Linked DNA regions of Homo sapiens: region 1 is linked to region 2. A link is a loop called in an ENCODE intact Hi-C map of the cell type or tissue named here. Cell type or tissue: heart right ventricle. All regions are shown on one strand. Each heading gives the region's core, and the rest is flanking DNA. Links, peaks and the distances in the headings are about the cores only.

Evidence for each region. Peaks named below come from ENCODE experiments on the same cell type or tissue, not always from the same donor. Only the 100,000 strongest peaks of a DNase experiment are listed, where the experiment ranks them.
Region 1: a loop joins it to region 2, with 5 times the contacts of the local background. A loop is called at or near these places in 30 of 110 quality-filtered maps.

What each region holds. Positions count from the first base shown.
Region 1 is chr18:11,391,293-11,396,681 of GRCh38, forward strand. All of the region lies in intron 1 of LOC107985173 (a long non-coding RNA gene), which reads right to left. The region is part of intron 1 of LOC124904250 (a long non-coding RNA gene); the gene reads right to left. It overlaps LOC105371995 (a long non-coding RNA gene), which reads right to left and starts at 483. Exons shown (of 2, transcript NR_188006.1): 1 at 394-483. In heart right ventricle, for the core only: no CTCF peak of the experiment used is centred there; a DNase peak (open chromatin) is centred at 2,449.
Region 2 is chr18:11,299,995-11,305,383 of GRCh38, forward strand. No RefSeq gene overlaps it. Among named protein-coding and RNA genes, the nearest start is that of LINC01928, 150 kb to the right of the region's middle. In heart right ventricle, for the core only: no CTCF peak of the experiment used is centred there; no DNase peak of the experiment used is centred there.

The sequences.
Region 1 (5,389 bases), core at 129-5,128, 91 kb after region 2:
AAGCTAAAGCAGAAAAATATGCATGTAAACACCACAAACTAAATTTCTTGATGTGAAGGCTATCTACTTAAAATAACTTCACATGAAAGTAATGAATTCACTCTCACAGTGGACAGAACAGATCAAGTTTGAGAGGGAAGACAAAAATTTCTTGGGATGCACTCCCCGTTGAGAGAACCTGTCAGATGATGGATTTTAGTAAATACCAAGAAAAAGCCCTGGGAGACAAAGCAACATGGCTTCCAGATACCAACAGCACAACCATTGCCTGTAACTCCTTCTGTACTTTCTTAGAGAGCTCCATAAAACAATATATTCATCAATGCAGGCATATTTACATTGCAGAAAACTCAACTTAGACTGGATTAAATAATTATGTATTGGTTCACGTACCTGGAAGTCCAATTGAGGAATAAAGTACAAGTTTTCTTGACCCAGATGCTAAGAGATGCTGTCTCGTCACTATGTCTTTTGCAGATTACTAATTCTATGTTGGCTGCAGGAACAGCTCATGCTTAGGTCACGGGCCGCTGGTGCACAGTTATCTTTTATGTTAATTGACACAAACCGAAAGGAAACACCCCAAAGCTAAGGATCAGCTTTCTCCTAAGTACAAGAGCTGACTAGGGAGAAATGGATACACAACGACTATCTAGGTACTATTTGAAAGAGTACTCATTTTAATGAGAGAGAATTTAATTCAAACTGTCCCCATTAATCAGGGAATAAACCTATGAAGAATAAAGATCCATTTACACTGCATTGGAACAGGCAAGGATAAAATTACCTTCTCTCTAAGATGTGTGGACAGAAAAGGTAAATCTTAGAACCCATGTCAGTTTGGCTGCATGTGACAGAACAATGCAAAATACCAGGATTAAGCAACATAGAAGTTTATTTTCCTTTCACATAAAAGAATCCAGAAAAAATCTGGTCTGGTGACGCTATGGTTTTAAAAAAGGAAACAAAAAATAATCAAGGGCTTCCAGTTCCTATTGTTCTGCTCTTCAGTGCCGGCTTCCATCTTCAATAGATTATCTCATCGTTAAAAGTATCTGTCTTTCAAAAGCTCTAGCCCGTCATTACTTCTACATTTCATTTCAAACAAAGACAAAGAAAAGCCAGAAGGGTGCCGCCTTACTCCCGCAAAGAGCCTTCTTGGAAGTCCTAAGGCAACACTTATGCTTGCATCTGATTGGCCAGAAATGTGTCACATGACCATATCTAGGTGAAAGAAAACTGCTGGGCTATGCAGTCTTTCAGCAGCATACCTTGCCCAGGCATCCACTCTCGTACAAAGGACACAAGGAAGAATACCAGAAACTACTGATTCTCTTATTCTCAGAACCTATGGAAGTGACCTAGAATAGCCAAGACAAATTGAAAAACAAGAATAAGTTTGGAGGACTTATGCAATTGGTTTTAAAAAATTACAGCAAACTAAACTAATCAAAAGAGTGTAGTATTGGCACAATATACACATCAATGGAACAGAACAGAGTATACAAAAACCGATGCAAACATACATAGTCAGTTGGCTTTTGGTAAAGATTCCAAGAAAATTCAATGAGAACAAAACAGTCCTTTTAAAGAATGCTTGCTGTAATAATTGGGTAACAGTTTGGGAGGAAAAATTAAGCTCAACCATTGCCTCACAATATACATAAAACATTAATACAAAAAGGTGTTATAGTTCTAAATGTATGAGCTAAAACTCTAAAACTTCTAGAAGAAAACAGAAGAAAATCAGTGTGGCATAAGGAGTCCTTGAAAAGAAGAGAAAACTCAGAAATCATGTTAGAAAAATATGGTAGAGAGGACTAGTTTGCAGCTCTGGACAGAGTAGCATGCAGAGGCTTGCATTGTGAATTTTAGCTCCAGATGGACTGCAAGAACAAATCAGCAATTCTCAGAGGACCTGCAGGCTCTCTGAAAGAAGCAGACAGCTCCTTGCAGGACACCCCAAATACTGTGAGTGCCCCAGGTGCAGAGGTGGGAAAGGGAGACCCTCCTCCCCCGAACACACCCCACCAACTAGAGAAGCTGAAGGTCTGTTTGCGGGAGAAGTTTTGGACTTGACCCGGAGCTGAGTCAAGTTAGAGAGCCAGTGAAATACAGGGGTAGGACAAAGCAGCAGAAAGGCCCTGGGAGCTCGCTCGGTCCCCAGCAGCCCATTCCTGCCTGGCACCACAAGGATCCATTGGGAAGGTGGGCAGAGGAGCAGGGGGTAAAACTCCACAGGGAGAAGGAATTCTCTCCCTTAACTTTGTAACAATTTGAACCCAGTGAGAAACCTCCTGGCCAGAACTCAGGGAGGGCAGGAATTCACAGGCAGGGGAAGAACCAAGCCCTTTTCTCTCACAGCTGGGAGGCGGATAGCTTCAGGCAAATTTTCAAGTCCTTCTCACCCTCTTCCTGGAAACAGACTTTGGGCTGTCGTGTGGGGTGTGGTGGGAGAGAGACCCGGCCCTTCAGTTTGTGTGGGAGCTGGCTGAGGCCCGTTACTGCTGGCTTTCCTCCACTTCCAACCTGCAGGACTCAGCAGAGGCAGCCATAATCCTCCTAGTTACACAATTCCAGTGTTGCTGGTGAGGCAAAATGGTGCATTCACTTCAGAAAATAATTAAAAAGAGGTAAAACTGACACTGACTGAAACCGCATACAGTAAGATTTTCTGTTGCTTTAAAACTGGCAGATAAATCACAATATCCTGAATTGTAGAACTGCAAAATTCGATCTATAAAAATTTGTCAAGAGATATAATTACTGTAAATAAAAATTCACAACAGGAGAAGTGAGTCTGTCAAATTTGATGGCAGAAAATATTCCTTAAAGGAATCAAATCTGTGTGTTAAATATAAAAGTTAATTCCAATGAGAAAATTACATGGAAATATGGAAGCTATTTAACTGTGCCATATAAAACACTGACCCATAACTTAGTTTGACATTATGGGATCTGTTTCAGAAGCCACAAGCTTGATGAACAATGTCTCAGTGTTGCCATAATTATAATTTTTTAAGTTTGTATTTTAAAATCTTCCATGTCAAAATGTCGAAGGTCACAATGGCCTGAGACCATGAATTTCCTTTCCCGTTACTGTGTCAGTGGGCGCACCACCTGAGCCACCCGTGGCCTTCCTTTCACAAGGAAAAGGAAGACATCAGCGTCTCCAGGTGCTCCTCTCAGCGTGACAGGAAGAATGGCAATCACTAAAGAAAACCAAAGAAAATGCATATATAACTGGATCTAAAGAACTCTTTCAAACAACATTATCTCCTCTCACAAGTTATTTTACCAAACGATGCTGCAGTGCAAACTGCAGAGCCCAGCAGTGCGGGTGAACATTCCGGTTTCTCTGTTCAACGTTACCTGTCCAGCACCAGACCCTTGCTGGGTCTTAGTGCAATGACACCAAGGATCACACCTGAAATTATTCGAGAGACAAAACCTAGAGGGAAAGGAAATTGTAGAAAGATTGCATTATTTACAAAGTTAAACCATTTTCTGGAATGTGTCCAAAATGGCTGTTATTGGGCAGGGAGACCTTGAGGGCTGTGATCAACCCATTTGGTTCTGCCCCATGTAAATAATACGGCAACTCATTCTGCCTATACCGATGATAATGAATTGCAAAAATGTACAATTGTGTACTTGCTGGAATTCATGATTCTTTAATCACTAAAAAACAGATATCAAATGTTACTTGCAAAAACCCAATAAAATATTTCTAATTGCATTGTTGCATTTAGTATCAATTCTCTCATTATGTACTACTGCTCAGTAGGTAATTAGAAATGCAATGCACTTATCTCCACCTATTTTTATTTCATCCTTATTTTTACAGCCTCATCTTTTCACATAACCCTGGCTGAAATAAAACGTGTACATTCAGCAGTCTCAAAGCAGGATAATTGCAGTGCTCTCTCTGTTCTTCATCATTCTCCCTTCAAGAAACTCAGTCAACTATTTTCTTCTAGAACCCTTCCTAACCAAAACAATCAAGAAAATGAGTTTTCATCTCTCAGTGTGAATCAACCACTCAAATGGTTTTACAAGTCGACCTCATGAGTGTAGGACTGTACCATTCATAGACACAAACTGTCTCCTTGTGGGCTGTCCTCATCGCCTGATGCCCGGCCCTGCTTTCCATCTGGCCATCATAGTCTGGATAATCCCTTCTTCCTTTTTCAGATCTCCTTTTTTGCTCCTGTTAGACAAATCTCCTTGCTGCCCAACTGAATCTACCCTTTGTTCTGAATGGAAAACTATTCTAAAAAACAGCAATGAATACGAAAAGTGATCCATCTGCAAAGGAGCAGGATAAAAGAAGTTCTGATCCTTGACAATAGTCCCCTGTATAGGAAATTTCCAATAATTATACCATCAATACACAACACCAAGAAACATCAGTGAGTCTTTTTCATTTCCCATTTGACAGTAGAAAGTGATTGAGTCTATAATAAATGAGTCTATAAATACTAGTTAATATCAATAATGAATGAATAAAACACTGGAGGGAAAAAGACTTACGCCATTTCAAAACTCGCTTAGCCAAAATGTGATCGAAGATAATCCACCATACTGGGTATATGCACACCATAGAATACTGTGCAGCCGTAAAAAGGGAAAGAGATCATGTCATTTGCAACAACATGAATGCAGCTGGACATTATCCTAAATGAAGTAATGCAAGAACAGCAAACCAAATACGATGTCTTCTCACACACAAGTGGGAGCTAAACATTGGATACTCATGGACATAAAGATGGCAGCAGTAGACACTGGGGACTACTAGAGGAGGGAGAGGAGAAAGGGCTGAAAAACAAACTGTTGGGTATATACTCAGTACCTAGGTGACAGGCTCATTCACACCCCAAACCTCAGCATCGCACAATATACCCCGATAATAAGCCTGTATATGTAGCCCCTGAATCTGAAATAAAAGTTGAAGGGAAAAAAAAGAATACACTATGCTGAAATAAAAAACAAGTAACAAACGCTTAATAACTACTAGGTCAAATACGACATTTAAACAATGAAATGATGGACTAATCAGAAATTAATGACAGTAGAGTTCACAAAATGTGGCCTCCGTAATTTTTGATTTGGGAAAAATGTTGCCTTTTTATTGTCTAATATATCATTAATTTAAAAAATATATTCGATGAACAACGGGAGAGTCATTTTTGTGTACAGGATAGAAGTTCATATGCATTTATTAGAATAGCTTATATAATTTAGCAAATTATTTGTATTTTATTAAAATTTAGTAATTTAGTAAATTTTCAAATCCTCTGTTTTCTGTATCACCATGCTGAGAGAGCTATTTTAAAGTTTCCCAATGCTATCATGTTTCTGTCAATTTCCTGTTGAAATGCTAAGATCT
Region 2 (5,389 bases), core at 61-5,060:
GGTTCCCTTTTCTCCATATTCTCACCAGCATTTGTTATTGCTTCTCTTTTGAATAACTGACATTTTAACTGGGAGAAGATGGTATCTCATTATAGTTTTGATTTGCATATCTCTGATGAGCAGTGATGTTGAGCACCTTTTCATATGCCTGTTTACCATTTGTATATTTTCTTTTAAGAAATGTCTATTCAAATATTTTGACCATTTTTTAATCAGACCAGATTTTTTCCTATAGAGTTGTTTGAGCTCCTCACTATTCTGGTTACTAATCCATTGTCAGATGGATAGTTTGCACATATTTTCTCCCATCCTGTGGGTTGTCCTTTCCCTTTGTTGATTGTTTCCATCGCTGTGTAGAAGCTTTTTAACTTGACTTGATTCCATTTGTCCATTTTTGCTTTGGTTGCCAGTGCTTGTGGTGTATTACTCAAGAAATTTTTGCCCAGACCAATGACCTGGAGAGTTTCCCTAAGGCTTTATTGCAGTGGTTTCATAGTTTAAGGCCTTAGATTTAAGTCTTTAAATGATTTTTATTTGATTTTTTTATATGGCAAGCCATAGGGGTTGCCATGTCCATAATCCCCACTTGTCCTCCACTTACTGCGAGTTGGAGGTAATTGAATCATGGGGGCGATTTCTCCCATGCTGTTCTCATGATAGCAAGTAAGCTCTCACCATATATGGTGGTTTTATAAGGGGCTCTTCCCCCTTCCCTCACCACTCTCTCTTGCCTGCTGCCATGTAAGAAGTGCCTCTTCTGCTTCTACCATGATTGTAAGTTCCCCAAGGCCTCCCAAGCCCTGCAGAACTGAGAGTCAATTAAACCTCTTTTCTTTATAAATTACCCAATCTTGGGTATGTCTTTATAGCAGTATGAAAATGGACTAATACAGGGGAGAAGTTTCATTCTCTTTCATTCTTCATTCATTCATCCATTCTTGCATATGGGTATCCAGTTTTCTTAGCACCATTTATCGAAGAGGCTGTCTTTCCCCAGTGTATGTTCTAGGAACCTTTGTCAAAAATGGGTTCACTGTAGATTTATGGATTTTTTTCCGTGTTCTCTATTCTGTTTCATTCATCTATGTGTCTGTTTTTATGTCAGTACCATGCTGTTTTGGTTACTATAGCTCTGCAGTATAATTGGAAGTCAGGTAAAGTGATTCCTCCTGTTTTGTTCTTTTTGCTCAGGATAGGTTTGGCTATTCGGGATCTTTTGTGGTTCCATATAAATTTTAGGATTGTTTTTTCTATTTCTGTGAAGAATGTCATTGGTATTCTGATAGAGAGTGTATTGATTTTGTAGATTGCTTTGGGTAGTATGGACATTTTAAAAATATTTGTTCTTCCAATCAATGAACATGGAATATCTTTTCATTTTTTGGTGTCCTCTTCAATTTATTTTATCAGTGTTTTATAGTTTTTTTTGTAGAGATCTTTCCTTTCTTTGGTTAACTTATTTCTTAGGTATTTAATTTTATTTGTGTCTATTGTAAATGGAATTACTTCTTTTATTTCTTTTTCAGATTGTTCACTCTTGGTGTCTAGACATGCTACTGATTGTTGTATGTTGATTTGGTATCCTGCAACTTACTGAATTTATTTATGAGTTCTAATAGTTTTCTTGGTGTAGTCTTTAGGTTTTCTCAAATATGAGATTATGTCATCTGCAAACAAGGATAACTTGACTTCTTCCTTTCCAGTGCAGATATCCTTTATTTCTTTCTTTCTCTTGTCTGATTGCTCTAGCTATGATTTCCAGTACCATGTTGAATTAACAGTGGTGAAAGTGGGCATCCTTGTCATGTTACAGATCTTAGAGGAAAGGCTTTCGGTTTTTCCCCATTCAATATGATACTAGCTGTGGGTCTGTAAAGTATGGCTTTTATTAAGTTGAGGTATGTTCCTTCTATAACCAGTTTTTTGTGGATTTTTATCATAATGTGATGGTGGATTTTCTCAATTGCTTTTTCAGCATCAGTTGAAATGATCATTTTTTTTGTCATTTATTCTGTTGATGTGATGTATCACATTGACTGAATTAGATATGTTGAACCATCCATCCTTGGATCCCAGGGATAAATCCCACTTGTCATGATGAATGATCATTATAATGTATTTTTGAATTTAGTTTGCTAGTATTTTATTGTGGATTTTTGCACCAATATTCATCAGAGGAATTGGCCTATAGTTTTTTATTTTAATATGTCTTTGTCTGGCTTTGGTATCAGGTAATACTGGCCTCATAGAATGAGTTTGAAAGTATTCCCTCCTCCTCTATTTTTAAGAATAGTTTGAGTAGGATTGGTGTCAATACTTCTTTAAAAGTTTGATAGAATTCAGCAGGGAAGCCACTGGGTCCCAAGCTTTTCTTAACTGGGAGAATTTTTATTATAGCTTCTATCTCGTTACTTGTTATTGGTATGTCCAAGTTTGGATTTCTTCATGTTTCAGTCTCGGTAGGTTATACATGTCTAGGAATTTATTTCCTCTACATTTTCCAACTTGTTGCTCATAGTAGCTACTAATGATCCTTCAAATTTCTGTGGTGTCAGTTGTAATGTCTCCTTTTTCATCTCTGATTTTATTTATTTAGGTCTTGTCTCCTTTTTTCACTAGTCTGGCTAAATGTTTGTCAACTGTCTTTTCAAACTCAAACATTTTGTTTTATTACTCTTTGATATTGTTTTATTTCATATTCATTTATTTCTCCTCTAATCTTTATTATTTCTTTAATTCTACTAATTTGGGATTTAGTTTGCTCTTGCTTTTCTAGTTCTTTCTTTTTTTTTTTTTTTTTTGAGACAGGGTTTTCCTCTGTGGCCTAGGCTGCACTGTCATGATGTAATTACAGCCCACTGCAGCCTTGCGCTTCTGAGCTCAAGAAACCTTCCCATGGCAGCCTAGGCAGACACGCATTCTGGGTGCAAGCCAGGGACTCCAGGACACCCCGGGGCCCAGCACAGGGGCTGCCCGGAAGGCACTGGCCTCCACAGGAAAACCCCAGCCCCCTCCTCGGCCTCACTGCTTTTATCCTGGGCTGCCTCAATGACCCCCTGCAAGCCTGGCTTCCTGTCCCTGTGCCCCTGGGGAGTTCTTGCCCCTTTGGGGTGCCTCCCATTGGGGAGACACGCACCCTGCGTGCAAGCCAGGACTCCACAACACCCCCGGGCAGGCACAGGGGCTGCCAAGGAGGCACTGACCTCCACGGGACGACCCCAGCCTCCTCCTCGGCCTCACCGCTTTTTTTCCCCGGCTGCCTCAATGTCCCCTTGCAAGCCTGGCCTCCTGTCTCTGTGCCCCTGGGGACTTCTTGCCGCTTTGGGGTGCCCCCTGTGGGGGAGACACGCACCCTGGGTCCAAGCTAGGGCATTTTTTGTAGAGATGGGGTTTCGCCATGTTGCCCAGGCTGGTCTCAAACTCTTCGACTCAAGCAATCTACCTGCCTTAGCCTCCCAGAATGACTTCTCCAGTTCTTTAAGATGCATCATTAGGTTATTTATTTGAATTTTTCTTTTTTTTCGATGTAGGCACTTAATGCTATAAATTTCCCTTTTAGTACAGCTTTCACTGTATCCCATAAGTTTTGGTATGTTGTGTTTTCATCATCATTTGTTTCAAGAAAATTGTCAGTTTCCTTCTTAATATCTTCATTGATACAATGGTCATTCAGAAGCATGTTGTTTAATTTTCATGTGTTTGTATAGGTTCCAAAATTTCTTATTGATTTCTAGTTTCATTCCATTGTGGTTGGAGAAGATGCTTGATATTATTTTAATTTTTTTAATGTTTTAAGTCTTGTTTTGTGACCGAACGTGTGGTCTATCCTTGAGAATGATTCATGTGCTGAGGAGACAAATTTGTATTCTGTAACCATTGGATTAAATGTTCTTTAAATATTTAATTAGGTCCATTTGATCTGTGTTGCAAATTAAGTCCAATGTTTCTTTGTTGCTTTTCTGTCTTAAAGATCTGTCCAATGCTGAAAGTGAGCCGTTGAAATCTCCAGCTACTATTGTATTGGGGCCTATCTCTCTCTTTAGCTCTAATAATATTTCCCTTATATATCTGGGTGCTCCAGTGTTGGGTGCATATATATTAACAATTGTTATATCCTCTTGCTGAATCAACCCCTTTATCATTATATAATGACCTTCTTTGTCTCTTCTTACAGCTTTTATCTTGAAATCTATTTTGTCTAAGAATAGCTATTCTTGCTCTTTTTTTGGTTTCAGTTGACATGAAATATCTATTTTCATCCCTTTATTTCCAGTCTTTGTGTATTTTTACAGGTGAAATGTGTTTCTTACAGGTAACAGATCACTGGTTCTTGCTTTTTTATCCACTCAGCTACTCTGTGTCTTTTGATTGGAGAGTTTAGTCTTTTTACATTCAACGTTACTATTGATAAGTAAGGACTTACTCTTGCCATTTGGTTATTTGCCTTCTGATTTTTTTTTTTTTTTGGTGATTTTTTTCTCTTCTTTCTTACTTTCTGTCTTCATTTTAGTGAAAGTGATTTTCTCTGGCAGTATAATTTAATTTATTGCTTTTTAAAATTGTATTTTGTGTGTATCCATTGTATATTTCCCAATTTCAGGTTACCACAAGGTTTGTAAATACTATCGTATAATCCATTATTTTAAATCTGTGACTGCTTAACCCTAACTGCATAAACAAACAAATGAACAACGAAAAGAAAACTAACAAAAATTCTACACTTTAACTCCATCTTCCTGCTTTTTAATTTTTTGTTGTTATTGTGTCTTATTGTACTGTCTATGTCTTGAAGTTGTAGTTATGTTTTTGATTGATTCATCATTTAAGTGAAGAGCAGTTTACACTCCACAATTGCAATGTTATACTATTCTGTGTTTTTCTGCGTGCTTACTATTACTAGTGAGTTTTGGACCTTCAGATAATTTCTTCTTGCTCATTAACATCATTTTGTTTCAGATTAAAGAACGTCCTTTAGCATTTCTTATACAACAAGCCTCACAACTCTACCCAGTGTTCCTACTGTGGATAAGCTGGTATCCAAGATACAAGACAAAGCCGTCTTTATTCTTTGCTCCCCTCTCCTCAAGTAGAAGGAAGGAGTCACTTTTGTTGCTGTGAGTTGTGCTGTCTGGGGTTGGGGGAGGGGTGGGTTAAGCATTTCCTTAGCAACCCCACTGGTGTCTTTCTAGGTCACATGCCACCTTAGTCCACTGGCTCTAAGCCCTATCCAGTGCTAGCGGTTGCCTAAGAACTGCAGTTGTGTCCTAGACTGCCTTTCAAATTTACCTAGGACCCTAGAGCACTTGGCCCATGGTGGCGAGGTTTGCTGAGAAACTCAAGTTGTGACCACTGTGATAGGCAATTCTCCTCGGGTTAGTCTGGTCCAAAT